Regions from separate parts of the Homo sapiens genome. Here region 2 is linked to region 1. Evidence: read pairs that join two places in POLR2A ChIA-PET (ENCODE). Cell type or tissue: CD4-positive, alpha-beta T cell. All regions are shown on one strand. Links, peaks and the distances in the headings refer to the core of each region. The heading gives the core; the rest is flanking DNA.

Region 1 (13,300 bases), core at 987-5,986:
CTCAAAATGCTGAGATTACAGGCATGAGCCACCGTGCCCGGCCAATCTCAGCACTTTGGGAGGCCGGGGCAGGCGGATCACTTGAGATCATGAGTTCGAGACCAGCCTGAGCAACATGGTGAAACCCCGTCTCTAGTAAAAATACAAAAATTAGCAAGGCGTGGTGGCGCACGCTGCAGCTACTTGGGAGGCTGAGGCAGGAGAATAGCTTGAACCCGGGAGGCCAAGGTTGCAGTGAACTGAGATAGCACCATTGCACTCCAGCCTGGGTGACAGAGTGAGAATCAGTCTCAAAATAAATAAATAAATAAATAAAAGCTAATGGGTCGGTTGCTGATACAACTAATTATGTATATTTGATTATTTAATTTTTCTGTATTCTCTATTTACTCTGGTACAGAGTTGCTCTTTCAAACCAGATCATTTTCTTACCTGTCAGGAAATGCGTAAGTTAAAAAAGCATTCATAATCTTAGAGAAGGCGATGCCTCTGTTACATACAACTAAGCTGAGACGTTGGTCTGCATTTCCATTATGCAGTGTAGAGCCAGGAGGAAGTGGACAGGGAAGAATAGACAGTCTTTGAGATTTTCATGAAGTACTCACAGTATATTACTTTGGTTTTCTGTTTGTGTAGAAGCATTTTTAGTTAGGCACAACATGTGTCTATACTCAAATGTTCATTCATCAACAAATATTTATCGAACCTTACTAAGCCCTACCAAACCACAAAAAGATAACAATCGCCTCTGTCCTCATGTAGCTCAGAGTTCAGGGGAAAAGAATTTAGGAATGGCTCAGATGGAAGTGCTGGAAGTGCATTTAAGTACTTCATCTCCAATTATGTTGTAAACATTACAAAGCCAGATATTCCTACTTTAAAAAAAAACTGTGGTAAAATACACAGAATAGAAAATACATAGTCTTAAGTGTTTTTTAAGTGTACAGTTTAGTAGGGTTAAATGCATTCACATTGTGCAACCAATCGATTGCCAAAACTCTTATCATCTTACAAAACCAAACTTGCCAAAACTCTTATCATCTTACAAAACCAAACTTGCCAAAACTCTTATCATCTTACAAAACCAAACTTGCCGGGTGCAGTGGCTCACACCTGGAATCCCAGCACTTTGGGAGGCTGAGGCCAGTGGATCACCTGAGGTCAGGAGTTCAAGATCAGCCTGGGCAACATGGCGAAACCCCGTCTCTACTAAAAATACAAAACCAGCCGGGCATGGTGGAGTGTACCTGTAATCCCAGCTACTCCTGAGGTTGCAGTGAGCTGAGATCAGGCCAGTGCACTCCAGCCTGGGCAACACAGCGAGACTCCATCTCAAAAAAAAAAAAAAAAAAACACGAAACTGTATACGTATTAAACAACTCTTCATGTCTCCCCCCGCAACCCCCCGCAACCCCCTAGTAACTACCATTCTACTTTTTTTTTTTTTTTTTTTTTGGAGACGGAGTTTCGCTCTTGTTGCCCAGGCTGGAGTGCAATGGCGCAATCTCGGCTCACCACAACCTCCGCCTCCTCGGTTCAAGTGATTCTCCTGCCTCAGCCTTCCAAGTAGCTGGGATTACAGCCTTCCAAGCAGCCTTCCAAGTAGCTGCCTCAGCCTTCCAAGTAGCTGGGATTACAGCCTTCCAAGTAGCTGGCACCTGCCACCACGCCCAGCTAATTTTGTATTTTTAGTAGAGATGGAGTTTCACCACATTGGCCAGGCTGTTCTTGAACTCCCGACCTCAGGTGATCTGCCCACCTCAGCCTCCCAAAGTGCTGGGATTACAGGCATAAGCCACCGCACCCGGCCCTCTTTTTTTTGTTTATGAATTTGGCTACTCTAGGTACCTCATCTTAGTGAAATCATATAATATTTGTCTTTTTGTCACTGGCTTATTTCACTTAGCATAATTTCCTCAAAGTTCATCTATGTTGTAGCATGTGTCAGTATTTCTTTCCTTTTTTATTTTTTATTTTTTATTTTTAAATTATTTTTTATTTCCTTTTTAAGGTTGAATAATATTTTATCATATGTATCTACCACATTTTGTTTATACATTCATTTGTTGATGGATACCTGTTGCTTTTACCTCTTGGCTATTTTGAGTAGTGCTGCTATGAACATGTCTGTACAAATATATTCTCTTTCTTTTTTTGGGGGGAGGGTGGTGGGGACGGAATCTTGCTCTGTTGCCCAGGCTGGAGTGCAATGGCAAGATCTCGGCTCACTGCAACCTGTACCTCTTGGGTTCAAGCAATTCTCCTGCCTCAGCCTCCCAAATAGCTGGGATTACAGGTACCTGCCACCATGCTGAGCTAATTTTTGTATTTTTTAGTAGAGATGGGGCTTCAACATGTTGGCCAGGCTGGTCTCGAACCCCTGACCTCAAGTGATCTGCCCGCCTCAGCCTCCCAAAGTGCTGGGATTACAGGCGTGAGCCCCTGAGCCCAGCCAATCTTTTCAAGACCTACTTTCGTTATTGTGGGTGTATACCCAGAAGTGAAATTGCTAAATCACTGTGGTAATTCCGTTTTTAATTTTTGTGGAGCACCCATACTGTTTTCCATGGCAGCTACACCATAATACATCCCCACTAACAGTGCACAGGCTTCCAACTTCTTCACATCATGTCCAACACTTGTTATTTTCTGGTTTTCTTTTTTTAATAGTAGCTATCCTAAGGGGTGTGAAGTGGTATCTCACTGTGGTTTTGATGTGCATTCCTCTAATGATTGGTGATATTGAGCCAGAGGTCCTGCTTTTGGGATTCCGTTTGTGTGTGTTCCTGCCTAGTTCTGAAATATACTGTTCAGTAAAGTTGCCCTAAAGGTATGTTAGAATGTTTAAGGAAACATACTGAAGTTCTTGAGGACCAGAACTATCACTCCTCTTGCAAACAGAAAAGTGACTTTTTGTGTTTTTGCTCTGCAGGGTGGGGTATCTAGCAGGATGTCTAGTTCACGCACTGGGTGAAAAACAACCAGAGCTGCAGATAAGTGAACGAGATGTTCTCTGTGTTCAGATTGCTGGACTTTGTCATGATCTCGGTAAGCTGTACAAAGAGACAAAGTTGTTATGTAAAATCATAACATATGTTACCTCTCTTTGACGTTAAAAAATCAGATCAACCAAGAGAATATGGAAATTGTATTTTAATTCTTCAGTTGATGTTAGTATAAATGTACTGTTGCTTCTTCCTAGAATGATTCATAAGTAGAAAACATTGCTATTTTATTTTCTTGGCAACTTTCAGTGAATTTCTCATGTTAAACATCTTTGCTAAAGTGGTTTTTTTGTTGTTGTTTTTTTTTTGAGACAGAGTTTTGCTCTGTTGCCCACGCTGGAGTGAGTGGCTCATTATCGGTTCACTGCAACCTCCGCTTCCTGGTTTCAAGCAATTCTCGTGCCTCAGCCTCCCGAGTAGCTGGGATTACAGGCATGCACCACCATATCCAGCTAATTTTTGTATTTTTAGCAGAGACGGGGTTTCACCATGTTGGCCAGGCTGGTCTCGAACTCCTGACCTCAGGTGATCCACCAGCCTCAGCCTCCCAAAGTGCTGGGATTACAGGCATGAGCCACCGTGCCCGGCCATCATGTTTACTACAGGTTATATGAAAGGGCTTTTTGCTAGTGAGTTTTTCTTACTACTGCTTTTAGGATGATATGTGAATTTTATTTTTCTTTTATCCTTCTTATGCTTATTTTTTTTTTTTTTTTTGGTCTTTTTTTTTCTTCCTTTTTGTGGAGAACAGGATCTCGCTATATTGCCCAGGCAGGTCTCGAACTCCTAGGCTCAAGCTATCCTCCCGCCTCTCCTCCCTGAGAGCTGGGATTACAGGTGTAAGCCACCGCGCCTGGCCTTGTCCTTCTTATCAAATAAAATCACCATTTTTCCTTCGGTTATTTGGTGAAATCCATTTTTTTTCATATTTATAATCTCTAATCTGCCCAAGTGGATTAACACATTTAGAGAACTCCTTGTCTTTTCTGATCCATGTGAGGTCTTAGGCCACTTTAATCCAAGCAAAAGAATATAATCCTTTTCCTGTGACAAAGAGAAAGGGGACTGTCCCATTTATTTTTTTATTTTTGAGATGGAGTCTTGCTCTGTCACACAGATTGGAGTGCAGTTGGCACTATCTTGGCTCACTGCAACCTCCGCCTCCTGGGTTCAAGTGATTCTTCTGCCTCAGCCTCCCGAGTAGCGCCTGGCTAATTTTTTTCTATTTTTAGTAGAGATGCAGTTTCATCATGTTGTTGAAACTGGTCTCGAACTCCTGACCTCAAGTGATTCACCTCCCTTGGCCTCCCAAAGTGTTGGGAATACAGGCATAAGTCACCACGTTGGGCCGGGACTGTTCCTTTTAAATCATGGGGGTTTTTACCTCTATCCTTATAGTTTATTCCTACTTATTCAGGGACTCTGAGAGTTTGTGTGTACCCTCAGGGCAGGGGAAGGGAGGTGCATGCCACTGTTTGGATAGCCAGATACTTAAAGCAAGTAGGCACTCTTTTTATGTCCCCCGGAGACTTACAAAGAACCAATACCAGCCCCTAGATGATAAATTTGATGGATTCTTGGTATTTTGAGGGAGAATCATTGGGAAACCTTTGCCAGTCCCCAGGAGCCTGAGCACTGCATTAGCGAGCCTTTATGTGTAGCCTGTGACTTGCAAAGCAGGGCCAAGGCTAGTCTAGGTAGACTTCCCTCTCCAGTTAAGTGGCTCACTTCTTTTTTTTTTTTTTTCAGATGGAGTCTCGCTCTGTTGCCCAGGCTGGAGTGCAATGGTACGATCTTGGCTCACCACAACCTCCACCTCCCAGGTTCAAGCCATTCTCCTGCCTCAGCCTCCCAAGTAGCTGGGACTACAGGCACATGCCACCATGCCCAGCTAATTATTATAGTTTTAGTAGAGATGAGGTTTCACCATATTGGTCAGGCTGGTCTCAAACTCCTGACCTCAGGTGATCCACCCGCCTCAGCCTCCCAAAGTGCTGAGATTACAGGCATGAGCCACCACACCCGGCCAAAGATAGATTTTTTTAAGCTTGAGAGTTATAAGAGAAATTCTAATTTTTTCTTCCTGCACCCCAGTGGATTTTCTTTTTTTTTTTTCCCGAGACAGAATCTCGCTCTGTTGCCCAGGCTGGAGTGCAGTGGCGCAATCTCGGCTCACTGCAACCTCCGCCTCCCGGGTTCAAGCGATTCTCCTGCCTCAGCCTCCTGAGTAGGTAGTATTACAGGCGCCTGCCACCACACCCGCCTAATTTTTGTATTTTTAGTAGAAACAGGGTTTCACCATCTTAGCCAGGCTTGTCTTGAACTCCTGACCTCGTGATCTACCCGCCTCGGCCTCCCAAAGTGCTGGGATTACAGGCATGAGCCACCGCGCCCAGCCCCTTTTTTTTTCTTTTGAGATGGAGTCTTGCTCTGTCACCCAGGCTGGGGTGTAGTGGTGTGATCTTGGCTCACTGCAAGCTCCGCTTCCCAGGTTCACGCCATTCTCCTGTCTCAGCCTCCCGAGTAGCTGGGACTACAGGTGCCCGCCACCAAGCCCGGCTAATTTTTTGTATTTTTAGTAGAGACAGGGTTTTTACCATGTTGGCCGGGCTGGTCTCGAACTCCTGACTCAAAGTGATCCACCCACCTCAGCCTCCCAAAGTGCTGGGATTACAGGCATGAGCCACCACACCTGGCCCTAGTGGATTTTCTTGAAACTGCTATTTTAATCCAGATATTTTCAATCTGAAGATTTCAAAAAGTTTTTGGCATTAACATTCTTTTTAGTTACACAGAATTGTCCATTTATCAAGCCCTGTGTGGTGGTGCATGCTTGTAGTCCCAGCTATTCAGGTGGCTGAGGCAGGAGGATGACTTGAGGTCAGGAGTCCAAGGCTGCAGTGCATAATGATCATGCTTGTGAATAGCCACTGCACTCCAGCCTGAACAACATAGCAAGACTCTGTCTCTTCAAAAAACAACAAAAACTGCCCTTTTATCAGATTTATGTAAAACCTGGTGACTGGAGACTGCTCGATGGAGAGCTTACTTTTCCATGTTTCTGCTTCCTGTTCTCCTGTTTTAGAAATAGGAAGAAAGGGTTTGTCCCTTTTTGTGATTGTATTTTTAGATTATTAATTTCTTTTGCTATTCAAGTTAAACTAAAAAGATTAAAGAATTCAGTTTGGCTGAGTGTGGTGGCTCACGCCTGTAATCCCAGCACTTTGGGAGGCTGAGACGGGCGGATCACCTGAGGTCGGGAGTTCGAGACCAGCCTGACCAACGTAGAGAAACTCCATCTCTACTAAAAATACAAAATTAGCTGGATGTGGTTGCACACGCCTGTAATCCCAGCTACTCGGTAGCCTGAGGCAGGAGAATCGCTTGAACCCAGGGGGCGGAGATTGTGTTGAGCCAAGATTGTACCACTACACTCCAGCCTGGGCAACAAGAGCGAAACTCCGTCTCAAAAAAAAAAAAAAAAAAAAGGAAAAAGTTTTTGTTGGTTTACAGATGTTTTTCTTGTTCTAAGGCTGCTTTTGTTTTTAAGGTCATGGGCCATTTTCTCACATGTTTGATGGACGATTTATTCCACTTGCTCGCCCGGAGGTGAAATGGACGGTATGTATTCATACAGTCAATAGTCAATAAAAAGAAAGACTATTTAAGCAGGTTATTTAGTTAATTTATCTGTTTGGTTCCACTACTGTGTTATAAAATACTTCCCCATTACAGTGTCCAGGGTGCTTTCATTCACATATATATATATATGCTTTTGTTTGGTTCTCACAGTAGTCTGTAAGGAAGTTATCGTTATCTCCCTTTTTACAAATAAAGGAACTTGAAACTCTTGGATGTGTATTGATGCATCAAAAATCACAAAGCCGTTAAATACTGGAATCAGCAATACAAAACCAGTTGCCAGTTTAATACTCCTTCTGCTCCATTGTACTACTGTATAATAAAAGGCCAACTCCAGTTTTGACACATTTGGTATGACCACGAACTAACTTACCAGCCAAGTCATATATATTAAATGAATCATTTTAAAATTAGGCATTTGCAGGTGGCTGTCCCATATTTTGGAATCAATTTTTGAGAAGTAAAATTAGGTTGGTTTTTACTACACTGTATTTCTGGAACGGGAATAGAAAAAGGATATTAATATATATTGAAAACTTCTTACATGTCAACCACTTTTTTTTTCTCTCTCTCTTTTTTTGAGGTATAGTTCACATACAATAAGTTGTCCAGATCTTAAGTTCAGTGAGTTTTGACAGGCGTATACATCCATATGACTATTACCCAGTCAGGATATAGAACATTTTCATCTTCCTGAAAAATTCCCATGTGCTTTTTCCTAGTCAATTCTCACTCCCCCTCACCCCACCATCACCTTCTGATTTTTACAAACATAAATGAATTTTGTTGTTCTTAGACTTGATTAAGCAGAATCATATAGGAGGTCCTATTTTATGCCTTGCTTTATTTACTCAACATAATGGTTTTGAGATTTGTTCATGTTATGTGCCTCAGTAGTTGATCCTTTTTTTTATCGCCTACGTAGTGTGGCATTATGCAAATAAGTCACAATTTGTTTACCCTTTCTTGTTTTGTTGGAATTTGGATTGTTTTCAGGTTTTGGTTGTTATAAATAAGGTTGTCGTGCATATTATCGTACAAGATTTTGGTAGAAATACATTTTCTATGTTGTTGTAGTGTGGAAAGTTAATTACATTTTTAAAACAAGAAATACATTCAGCAGAAATACATTATTTTATAAAAATAAAAATAGATAAAATAAAGAAATACATTTTCATTTCACTTAGGTAAATACCGAGGAGCTAGAATTGCTGGGTCATATGGTAGATATGTATTTAATTCTATAAGAAACTACCAGAGTTTTCCAATGCGGTTGTACCATTTTACACTCCCATCAGCAACATACTGGAGTTCCAGTTGTTTTACAGCCTCATCAACATTTGACCTTTCAAATTAGCCCTTCTAATGAGTGTCAAATGGTATTTCATGGTTTGATTTTCTAATGTATGTTGAATACTATTTCCTGTACTTTGTACTTTGTTATTGATATATCTTCTTCTGCAAAGAACTCTCAACATTTTACTCGTTTAAAAAGTTTGATTGCTTGCTCTTTGATTACTGAGTTGTAGGAATTCTTTATGTATATATATGGTTAGGTATATGTATTGTGAATATTTTTCCCCAGTGTCTGGCTTGGCCAATTCATTTTTTCATGGTGCCTTTTGAAAAACAGACGTTTTCAATTTTGATGAAGTACTCTGGTTCTGCAAGCCAGTAAAATGGGTAGTTTCTCACCAGTTTTTCTGTCCTGGGGCCTGCCCTTAGGCAAAAAACCATAAAACCGGAATGTCACCCAGCACCTCTCCCTTCTAAGTATTGAGGTCTAACATCCACTTGGTTTTGGTCTCTCTCCAGGACCTTCAGGGAGTTGTCCAGAGCTTATAGTTGTTTTCTTCTGCAGTTGATCTAATAGGATCTTCTCAATCATTACCAAATCTATTCCTTTAAGCATTTTGCCTTTCACATTTAAATCCTTAGCTCGTGTACAATTTATTTTTGTGTAAGTATATGGGAGAAATCTTTTTTTTTCTTTTTTTTTTTTTTTGAGATGGAGTCTCACTCTGTTGCCCAGGCTGGAGTGCAGTGGTGCGATCTTGGCTCACTGCAACCTCCACCTCCTGGGTTCAAGCGAGTCTCCTGCCTCAGCCTCCTGAATAGCTGGGATTACAGGCATGTGCTACCACACCTGGCTGACTTTTGTATTTTTAGTAGAGATGGCTTTCACCATGTTGGTTAGGCTGGTCTCGAACTCCTGATCTCATGATCCACCCACATCGGCCTCCCAAAGCGCTGGGATTACAGACGTGAGCCACCGTGCCCGGCCGAGAAATCTAATTTTTTAATAGTTCATCCTATCCCCACTGACTGTAATACCAACCCCAACATTTATTAACTTCCCATATATGATGAATCATTCTGCATTCTGTTCTGTTTCCACACTTGTTACTTGGGGAAGAAAAAAAAAGAAGAAAAGAAATTTTTATCTGAGAAATATGAGCCCCTTTACATTATCAGGCCCAGAGAGGCATTGAAATAGAACAGCAATCATGTCACGCCCCCTTGAGCTAAATAATTATTATCTCTTGAAGCCAGCTGTTATGTGGGATGCCAGGTAACCATAAAATGCCATATATCCTGTACTTCATAATATGTAGCCAATCACTAACTAATGTTATTTCTGTAAGCCAGTGAACATTCCTGACTAACAACTTTTGTTATCACCTCCTCTTTGTGATCACCTCCTCCTCCTGATTTATGCTCTTTTCTTTTTTTTTCTTTTCTCTCCCTTCTGTCTCTGTCTCTCTTTTTCTCTTTCTCACTTTCTTTCTTTCTCATTCTTTCTCTTTTTCCCTTCCTTCCTTCCTTTCCTTCCTTTCTTTCCCTTCCTTCCCTTCTTTCCCTTCCTTTTCTTTCCCCTTCCCCCTTCCCTCCTTTCCCCTCCCCTCCCCTCAACAGGATCTTGCTTTGTCACCCAGGGTGGAGTGCAGTGGTGCAAACATGGCTTACTGCAACCTCGACTTCCAAGGCTCAAGCAATTCTCCCACTTCATCCTCCAGAGTAGCTGGGACTACAGGCACACACTACCATGCCCAGCTAATTTTTTATATTTTTTGTAGAGGGAGTGGGCCTCACTTTGTTACCCAGACTGGTCTCAACTCCCGAGCTCAAGCTATCTGCCCCGCTTGGCCTCCTAAAGTGCTGAGATTACAGGCCTAAGCCACCACACCTGGCCAGTCCTTTTTTGTTTAAAAACTTGAGCCTCTTTTGTTCTCCCCAAGCATTCCCCAAGGCAATTTGTAAATGTGTCCTCAACCTTGGCCCAAATAAACTCTCTATATTAAATATTTCTCAGCTCCTTCCTTTTAGGTTGACATACTTTATAATAAGATTTATGTTTTTATTTTTTCCTTTCTGTGGAGAACAGAGTCTTACTATGTTGCCCAGGCTGGTCTTGACCTCCAGACTCAAGCGATCCTTCCATCTCAGCCTCCCAAGTAGCTGGGGCCACAGGCCTGCACCGTCACACCTGGGTATTTATTTGTAGAGATGGAGTCTTACTATGTTGCCTAGGCTTGCCATGAAAGTCATACATCTTTGTTATACTTACTCCTAAGTTCCTTATAATTTTAGTTGTTATTATGGTCTGTGCTAGCTTTATGAAACTTAATTTTTTCTGTTTGCTAGTATATTCACAGTTGGCATTGATATATTTAAAACTACTATTTTGAAAATCCCTTACTTTATTTATTTATTTATTTATTTTTATTTTATTGTTTTTGAGAGAGGGTCTTGCCCTGTCACCCGGGCAGGAGCTCAGTGATGTCATCTAAGCTCACTGCAACCTCTGCCTCCCAGGGTCAAGTGATCCACCTCATTTTTATTTTTTAAAATACTCTCTCTTGGCCAGGCGTGGTGGCTCGCGCCTGTAATCTGAGCACTTTGGGAGGCCAAGGTGGGCGGATCACAAGGTCAGAAGATTGAGACCATCCTGGCTAACGGTGAAATCCCGTCTCTACTAAAAATACAAAAAAATTGGCTGGGTGTGGTGGCAGGCACCTGTAGTCCCAGCTACTCAGGAGGCTGAGGCAGGAGAATGGCGTGAACCCAGGAGGCGGAGCTTGCAGTGAGCTGAAATCACGCCACTGCACTCCAGCCTGGGTGACAGAGTGAGACACTGTGTCAAAAAATAAATAAAATACTCTCTCTTTATATATAGATATTTTTTTTCTGAATCATTAGAAAGTAAGTTTTGACCAGGCACAGTGGCTCATGGTTGTAATATCAACATTTTGGGAGGCCAAGGTGGGCAGATCGCTTGAGCCCAGGAGTTCAAGACCAGCCTGGACAACATGGTGAAACCCCGTCTCTACAAAAAAATTTAAAAATTAGCCAGGCATGGTGGGGTGGCAGGATTGCTTGAGCCTGGGAGGTCGAGGCTGCAATGAGCTGTGATCGTGCTACTGCACTCCAACGTAGGTAACAGAGTGAGAACTTGTCTCAAAAAAAGAAAGTTAGTTTTTAGACTGGACACAGTGGCTTACACCTGTAATCCCAACAGTTTGGGAGGCTAAGGCAGGAGGATAGCTTTGAGCCCAGGAGTTCAACACCAGCCTGGGCAACATAGTGAAACTGTCTCTACAAAATTATGAAAACATCAGCTGGTCATTGTGGTGCACACCTGTGGTCCTAGCTACTGAGAACGGGAGGATTACTTGAATCCAGGAGTTCAGGGATACACTGAGCTATGAATATGCCACTGAGCTCCAGCCTGGGTGATAGAGCAAGAGCCCTGTCTCTCAAAGAATGTAAATTGTTGAAATACTTTATTTCTAAATACTTCAGTGGGTATTTCCTAAAAACAACATTTTCTTATATAACCATAGTATAATTATCAAAATCAGTAAATTAATGTTGATGCAGTACTCTTATCTAATTCAGACTTTCAAATTTTACCAATTGTCCATATAGAAAAAGGGGAAAAAAACTTTTTTTCCCTGGTCCAGAATTACACATTGCATTTAGTTGCCATTTTTCTAGTTTCTTTTGATCTGGAGCAATTCTTCAGTCTTTATCGTTAGTGACTTTGTCATTTTTTTAAAGAGCAACTGAGCTATTTTGTGGAATGTTCCTCAATTTGAGTTTCAGTGTGATGTTTCCTCATGGATTCAAGCTATGCATTTTTGGTAGAATGCCACAAAAGTGATGTGTCCAGATCGGACGCAGTGGCTCACATCTGTAATCCCAGCACTTTGGGAGGCCAAGGTGGGTGGATTACCTGAGGTCAGAAGTTGGAGACCAGCCTGGCCAATATGGCGAAACCCTGTCTCTACTAAAAATATAAAAATTATCTGGGCATGGTGGTGGGCACCTGTAATCCCAGCTACTCGGGAGGCTGAGGCAGGAGAATCACCTGAACCTGGGAGGCGGAGGTTGCAGTGAGCCAAGATCACGCCATTTCACTCCAGCCTGGGCAACAAGAGGGAAAAAAAAAAAAAACAACCACAAAAAATTAGCTGGGTGTGGTGGCACGTGCCTACTTGGGAGGCTGAGGAAGGAGAATTGCTTGAGCCCGGGAGCCCAGGAGGTGACAGAGCTAGACTCTGTCTCCAAAAAAATCAGTGATGCATCCTTCATAGTGTATCATCTCAGGAGGCACATAAATCCTAGTTGAGCCAATACCAATGATATTAATTCTGCTTACTTGATTAAGGCATTGTCTGTCAAATCTCTCCATTATAAAGTTACTATTTTTCCTCTTTGTAATTACGTATATCTTGATTCAATTCGTTTTTTTTTTTTTTTTTTTTGAGACAGAGTCTCGCTGTGTCGCCCAGCCTGTAGTGCAGTGGCGTGATCTCGGCTCACTGCAACCTCCGCCTCCCGAGTTCAAGCGTTTCTCCTGCTTCAGCCTCCTGAGTAGCTGGGACTACAGGTGCATGCCACCACACCCAGCTAATTTTTATATTTTTAGTAGAGATGGGGTGTCACCATGTTGGCCAGTATGATCTTGATCTCCTGACCTCGTGATCTGCCTGCCTCCGCCTCCTAAAGTGCTGGGATTACAGGCGTGAGCTACTGTGCCCGGCCAATTTGTTTGTTGTTGTTGTTGTTTTTTGGAGACAAGGTCTTGCTCTGTTGCCCAGGCTGGAGTACAGGCATGAACATAGCTAACTGCAGCCTCAACCACCTGGGCTCAAGCAATCCTCCCACCTTGGTCTCCCAAGTAGCTGGGACCACAGGCGCATGTCACTATACCCAGCCAATCTTTTTATCTTTTTGTAGAGACAGGGTCTTGCTTTGTTGCCCAGGCTGCTCTCGAACTCCTGGGCTCAAGCAATCCTCCCACCTTTGCCTCTCAAAAAAATGCTAGGATTACAAATGTGAGCCACTGCACCCAGCCTGATTCTGTTTTTGTGGGTTTTTTTTTTTTTCTTTTGAAACAGAGTGTCACTTTGTTGCCCACCCAGGCTGGAGTGCAGGGCGATCTCGGCTCACTGCAACCTCCACCTCCTGGGTTCAAGTGATTGTCCTGCCTCAGTCCCCCAAGTAGCTGGGATTATAGGTGCACCCTACCATGCCTGGCTAATTTTTGTATTTTTTAGTAGACAGGAGGTTTTGCCATGTTGGCCAAACTTGTACTGTTGACCTCAAGTGATCCGCCCACCTCGGCCTCCCAAAACGCTGGGATTACA
Region 2 (5,000 bases), core at 1-5,000, 68 kb before region 1:
GGTGGGGGGCTGACCCCCCCCACCTCCCTCCCGGATGGGGCGGCTGGCCAGGCAGAGGGGCTCCTCTCTTCCCAGTAGGGGCGGCCGGGCAGAGGCGCCCCTCACCTCCCGGATGGGGCGGCTGGCCGGGCGGGGGGCTGACCCCCCCACCTCCCTCCTGGACGGGGCGGCTGGCCGGGCAGAGGGGCTCCTCACGTCCCAGTAGGGGCGGCCAGGCAGAGGCGCCCCTCACCTCCCGGACGGGGCGGCTGGCCGGGCGGGGGGCTGACCCCCCCGCCTCCCTCCTGGACGGGGCGGCTGGCCGGGCGGGGGGCTGACCTCCCCGCCTCCCTCCCGGACGGGGCGGCTGGCCGGGCAGAGGGGCTCCTCTCTTCCCAGTAGGGGCGGCCGGGCAGAGGCGCCCCTCACCTCCCGGATGTGGCGGCTGGCCGGGCCCGGGGCTGACCCCCCCACATCCTTCCTGGACGGGGCGGCTGGCCGGGCAGAGGGGCTCCTCACTTCCCAGTAGGGGCGGCCGGGCAGAGGCGCCCCTCACCTCCCGGACGGGGCGGCTGGCCGGGCGGGGGGGCTGACCCCCCCCACCTCCCTCCCGGACGGGCAGCTGGCTGGGCAGAGGGATGACCCCCCCACCTCCCTCCTGGATGGGGCGGCTGGCCGGGCGGGGGGCTAACCCCCCCACCTCCCTTCTGGACGGGGCGGCTGGCCGGGTGGGGGGCTGACCCCCACCTCCCTCCCAGACGGGGTGGCTGCCAGGCGAAGACGCTCCTCACTTCCCAGACGGAGTGGCTGCCGGGCGGAGGGGCTCCTCACTTCTCAGAGGGTGTGGCTGCTGGGCGGAGGGGCTCCTCACTTCTCAGACGGGGCGGTTGCCAGGCAGAGGGTCTCCTCACTTCTCAGACGGGGCGGCCGGGCAGAGACGCTCCTCACATCCCAGACGGGGCAGCAGGGCAGAGGCGCTCCCCACATTGCAGAAGATGGGCGGCCTGGCAGAGACGCTCCTCACTTCCTAGATGGGATGGCGGCCGGGCAGAGACACTCCTCACTTTCCAGACTGGGCAGCCAGGCAGAGAGGCTCCTCACATCCCAGACGATGGGCGGCCAGGCAGAGACGCTCCTCACTTCCCAGACGGGGTGGCGGCCGGGCAGAGTCTGCAATCTCGGCACTTTGCGGGGCCAAGGCAGGCAGCTGGGAAGTGGAGGTTGTAGCGAGCCGAGATCACGCCACTGCACTCCAGCCTGGGCACCATTGAGCACTGAGTAAACGCGACTCCGTCTGCCATCCCGGCACCTCGGGAGGCCGAGGCTGGCGGATCACTCGCGGTTAGGAGCTGGAGACCGGCCCGGCCAACACAGCGAAACCCCATCTCCACCAAAAAAATACGAAAACCAGTCAGGCGTGGCGGCGCGTGCCTGCAATCGCAGGCACTCGGCAGGCTGAGGCAGGAGAATCAGGCAGGGAGGTTGCAGTGAGCCGAGATGGCAGCAGTACAGTCCAGCTTTGGCTCGGCATCAGGGGGAGACCGTGGAAAGAGAGGGAGAGGGAGACCGTGGGGAGAGGGAGAGGGAGAGGAGGGAGAGGGAGAGGAGGGAGGGAGAGGAGGGAGAGGGAGAGGAGGGAGACGGGAAGCTTATTTTTCTATTCTTGGTTTGGTTTTTGAGACAAGGTCTCACTCTGTTTCCCAGGCATGATCACTGCTCACTGCAGCTTCAACCTCCCCAGGCTCAGGTGATGCTCCTTAACCTCCCGAGTAGCTGAGACTACAGGCACAAGCCACCACACCTGGCTAATTTTTGTATTTTTTGTAGAGACCAGGTTTGCCATGTTGCCCAGGCTGGTCTGAAACTCCTGGGCTCAAGTGATTGAACCATCTTGGCCTCCCAAAGTGCTGGTATTACAGGCCACCACACCTGGCCTTAAATCTAATTTTTAAACCACCTGAAAAGATTAGTTCAAGCCATCCCTTATTAGGTTGTTCTAAGTTTTAAAAAGAGTCCTTATCCCAGTGTTAAGATTTGGATAGAGGATAGAGCACAGGAAAAAACAATTAGCTTGGTTGTTTGCTGCCATTTCCCCTCTCCCTCTTTTACTCACACACGTTCTCTATTTCTGCACAGAGTTTGAAAGATATCAACAACATGATAAGGCAAGGTGAGCAGAGAACCAAGAAGCGAGTAATAGCCATCGATAGTGATGCAGAATCCCCTGCCAAACGCGTCTGTCAAGAAAATGATGACGTTTTACTGAAACGACTACAGGATGTTGTCAGTGAAAGAGCAAATCATTAATGTTGTTCTTGTTTCTATGATAAAAGCACTTTCAGATTGTTCTGCAGAAAGTTGGAGCTCTGTCCTTCAAACCTTTTAGCCCTATAGATGATAAATATCACTGGGTTATAAGAAAAAATTGCACAAAAATTATGTGCTTTTTAAAATATTTATCCAAAATGTAGTTGACAGAGATGTATTTTGAGTTGGATTGGAAAGGAATATTTTAAGTGCCTTTTAAAAATACTAATAGTCCGGCCAGGCGCTGTGGCTCACGCCTGTAATCCCAGGACTTTGGGAGGCCAAGGCGGGCAGATCACCGGAGGTCAGGAGTTCGAGACCAGCCTGACCAACATGGAGAAACCCCATCTCTACTAAAAATACAAAATTAGCCGGGTGTGGTGGCGCATGCCTGTAATCCCAGCTACTTGGGAGGCTGAGGCAGAATTGCTTGAACCCAGGAAGCGGAGGTTGTGGTGAGCCAAGGTTGCGCCACTGCACTCCAGCCTGGGCAACAAGAGTAAAACTCCATCTCAAAAAATATATATATATATATAAATAGGGAATTTTTTTTAATGTTTGCTCCTTGAGTTTTCAAGATGAAATAAGGAGAAACCCCATAACTTTTTAGCTCTCTTTTAAAAATAAATGTCTCCTTCTGTGTTCTGTAATATGAGGATAAATAATCTACTTTTGATAGCATGCTTTGAGATATTTGTATTCTTAATTTAATATTGAAGGAAGGGGTTGGTTCCCATAGTACCTGGCCAGAGGGTTATATACCATCCTGTCTCTGGCCCACTGTGGTAATTCCACATCCAGGTACCACCGCCATTCAGAGTTGTCTCACCCCTTCTCGTGCCTTTTCTCTCCTTGAGCTTTATAAACAGATTTGTACCTGAGCCCCAGTGCTACACTCATCCTTGCTTTCCAGCCCTAAGCCATCTCAGCCTGATGTCACAACCCAATAAATGGGGCACTTTCTTCTTTTGTAAACTATTATCATTTTGGTTTCTGTGACATTAACTTAATTATATATGATCGTATTAACTCATGTAGTTCTCAAAATAGGCAGCTGCTTCTGAAGCCAGTAAAATAAAATTCAGTTAGTTATTAAAAACTAAATTCCTATTAGTAAGGTAACACCATGATTATGTGTGATATACTGTTTTTGAGATCATAGTTATCAGTCATTCTCAATATCTAATTGAGTCCCTAAGAATATTTTAAACCTTTTAAAAATCACATAAATATCATCTCATGCCTCATAATTCTAATATATTTAATACATCAGTAAAATAGCTGCTTATTACTTCCCACACTTTGTTCTCAGTATTGTTAGTGCATCATGAGTTTCCTGCTAGTGTTTGACCACTGGGTACTCCTGAAGATGTTTTTTAGTACTAGGGATGCTTTTCAGTATTAGGGATGCTTTTTTCAGTACTAGGGATGTACTAGGGAGTACTGAGTACTCCTGAAGATGTTTTTCAGTACTAGGGATGCTTTTTTCAGTGTTAGGGATGCTTTTCAGTACTAGGGATGCTTTTTTCAGTGCTAGGGATGCTTTTCAGTACTAGGGATGCTTTCCAAAATATCACCTCTTTAACGTTTACTTTTTCTAGTGTGTGTCTGGAATCCAAAGGACATGAATAAGCCACTCATAATTAATTTTGAGAAGTTTTATCAAATGTTTATGTTTCTAACTGCAAACCTTAATTTTGGAAAGGCACAATGTTTAACTCACCTATGTTTAACCATGGCTAATTTAAAATAGTCTAAGATTTGGCCGTCACTAATTAGTATTCTCAAGAATTTCATTTTTCAATTTTAAGAAGAAAAGGGATTTTGGTCACATTTTGCTTGTAAATGAAAATTACATCCTCATTCTTTGTGTAGTATCTACACATTGTTATAAGCCAAAAAACAAAGTCTGTCTGGAATCTTTGTACATATTTGTATGTTGCTATAATTGTTATTTTTATCTTCATTATTGTGCAAAATATAAATGAGCATTTGTACATTGACTGTATAAGAAACCATGGGCCAGGTCCTGTGGCTCATGCCTATAATCCCAACACTTTGGGAGGCTGAGGCAGGAGGATTGCTTCAGTCCAGGAGTTCAAGACTAACCTGGGCAACATAGCCCTCATCTCTACAAAAAATAAAAAAATTAGTTGGGTGTGATGGCATGTGCCTGTAGTCCCAGCTACTCAGGAGACTGACATGAGAGGATCACTTGAGACTGGGAGATTCTGAGGCTGCAGTGAGCTGTGATTGCACCACTACACTCCATCCTAGGTGAGAGGGCAAGACCCTTTCTCAGAAAAGGAAAAAAAGAAATTCTGGACATGTTTTTATCAGTTTTCAGGACTTGGTATCAATGTACATAGAATGGCTAATAAAAATTGGAATTGAGATTATTGAAAAAAAACTCTTTTCTGTATGACTGGAAGCAGTTGCACAGCCATCTGAAATCTGTCTGTTTTAATATCTATGTCTCTAAAATTCCTTAGAATAACTTAAAAGTTAATGTTCCTGTGGTTTCCAGGGTCTAGGGGGAAAATGAAAAATAACTGCTTAATGGATACAGAGTTTTTTGGGGGGGGAGTGATGAAACTATTTTGGAACTTGATAGAGGTGGTGTAGTTGCATAACATTGTGAATTTACTAAATGCCACTGTATTGGACATTTAAAAATGGTTAATTTTGTGTTATGTAGATTTCACCTTAAATTT

What was found. ChIA-PET counts read pairs that join two places held together with the same protein. Peaks named below come from ENCODE experiments on the same cell type or tissue, not always from the same donor. Only the 100,000 strongest peaks of a DNase experiment are listed, where the experiment ranks them.
Region 2: POLR2A ChIA-PET joins it to region 1 with 10 read pairs; 10 of 35 experiments call an interaction of 5 or more read pairs at or near these places.

Annotation. Positions count from the first base shown.
Region 1 is chr20:36,920,508-36,933,807 of GRCh38, reverse strand. SAMHD1 (SAM and HD domain containing deoxynucleoside triphosphate triphosphohydrolase 1) reads left to right here. Exons shown (of 16, transcript NM_015474.4): 5 at 2,933-3,048; 6 at 6,556-6,626. Among named protein-coding and RNA genes, the nearest start is that of SAMHD1, 25 kb to the left of the region's middle. In CD4-positive, alpha-beta T cell, for the core only: no CTCF peak of the experiment used is centred there; a DNase peak (open chromatin) is centred at 2,977; H3K4me3 peaks cover 445 bases; H3K27ac peaks cover 3,142 bases.
Region 2 is chr20:36,996,045-37,001,044 of GRCh38, reverse strand. It overlaps RBL1 (RB transcriptional corepressor like 1), which reads left to right. Exons shown (of 22, transcript NM_002895.5): 22 at 2,116-4,696. The coding sequence ends at 2,286. Among named protein-coding and RNA genes, the nearest start is that of SAMHD1, 47 kb to the right of the region's middle. RefSeq lists an enhancer at 148-1,075. In CD4-positive, alpha-beta T cell, for the core only: no CTCF peak of the experiment used is centred there; a DNase peak (open chromatin) is centred at 2,204; H3K27ac peaks cover 767 bases.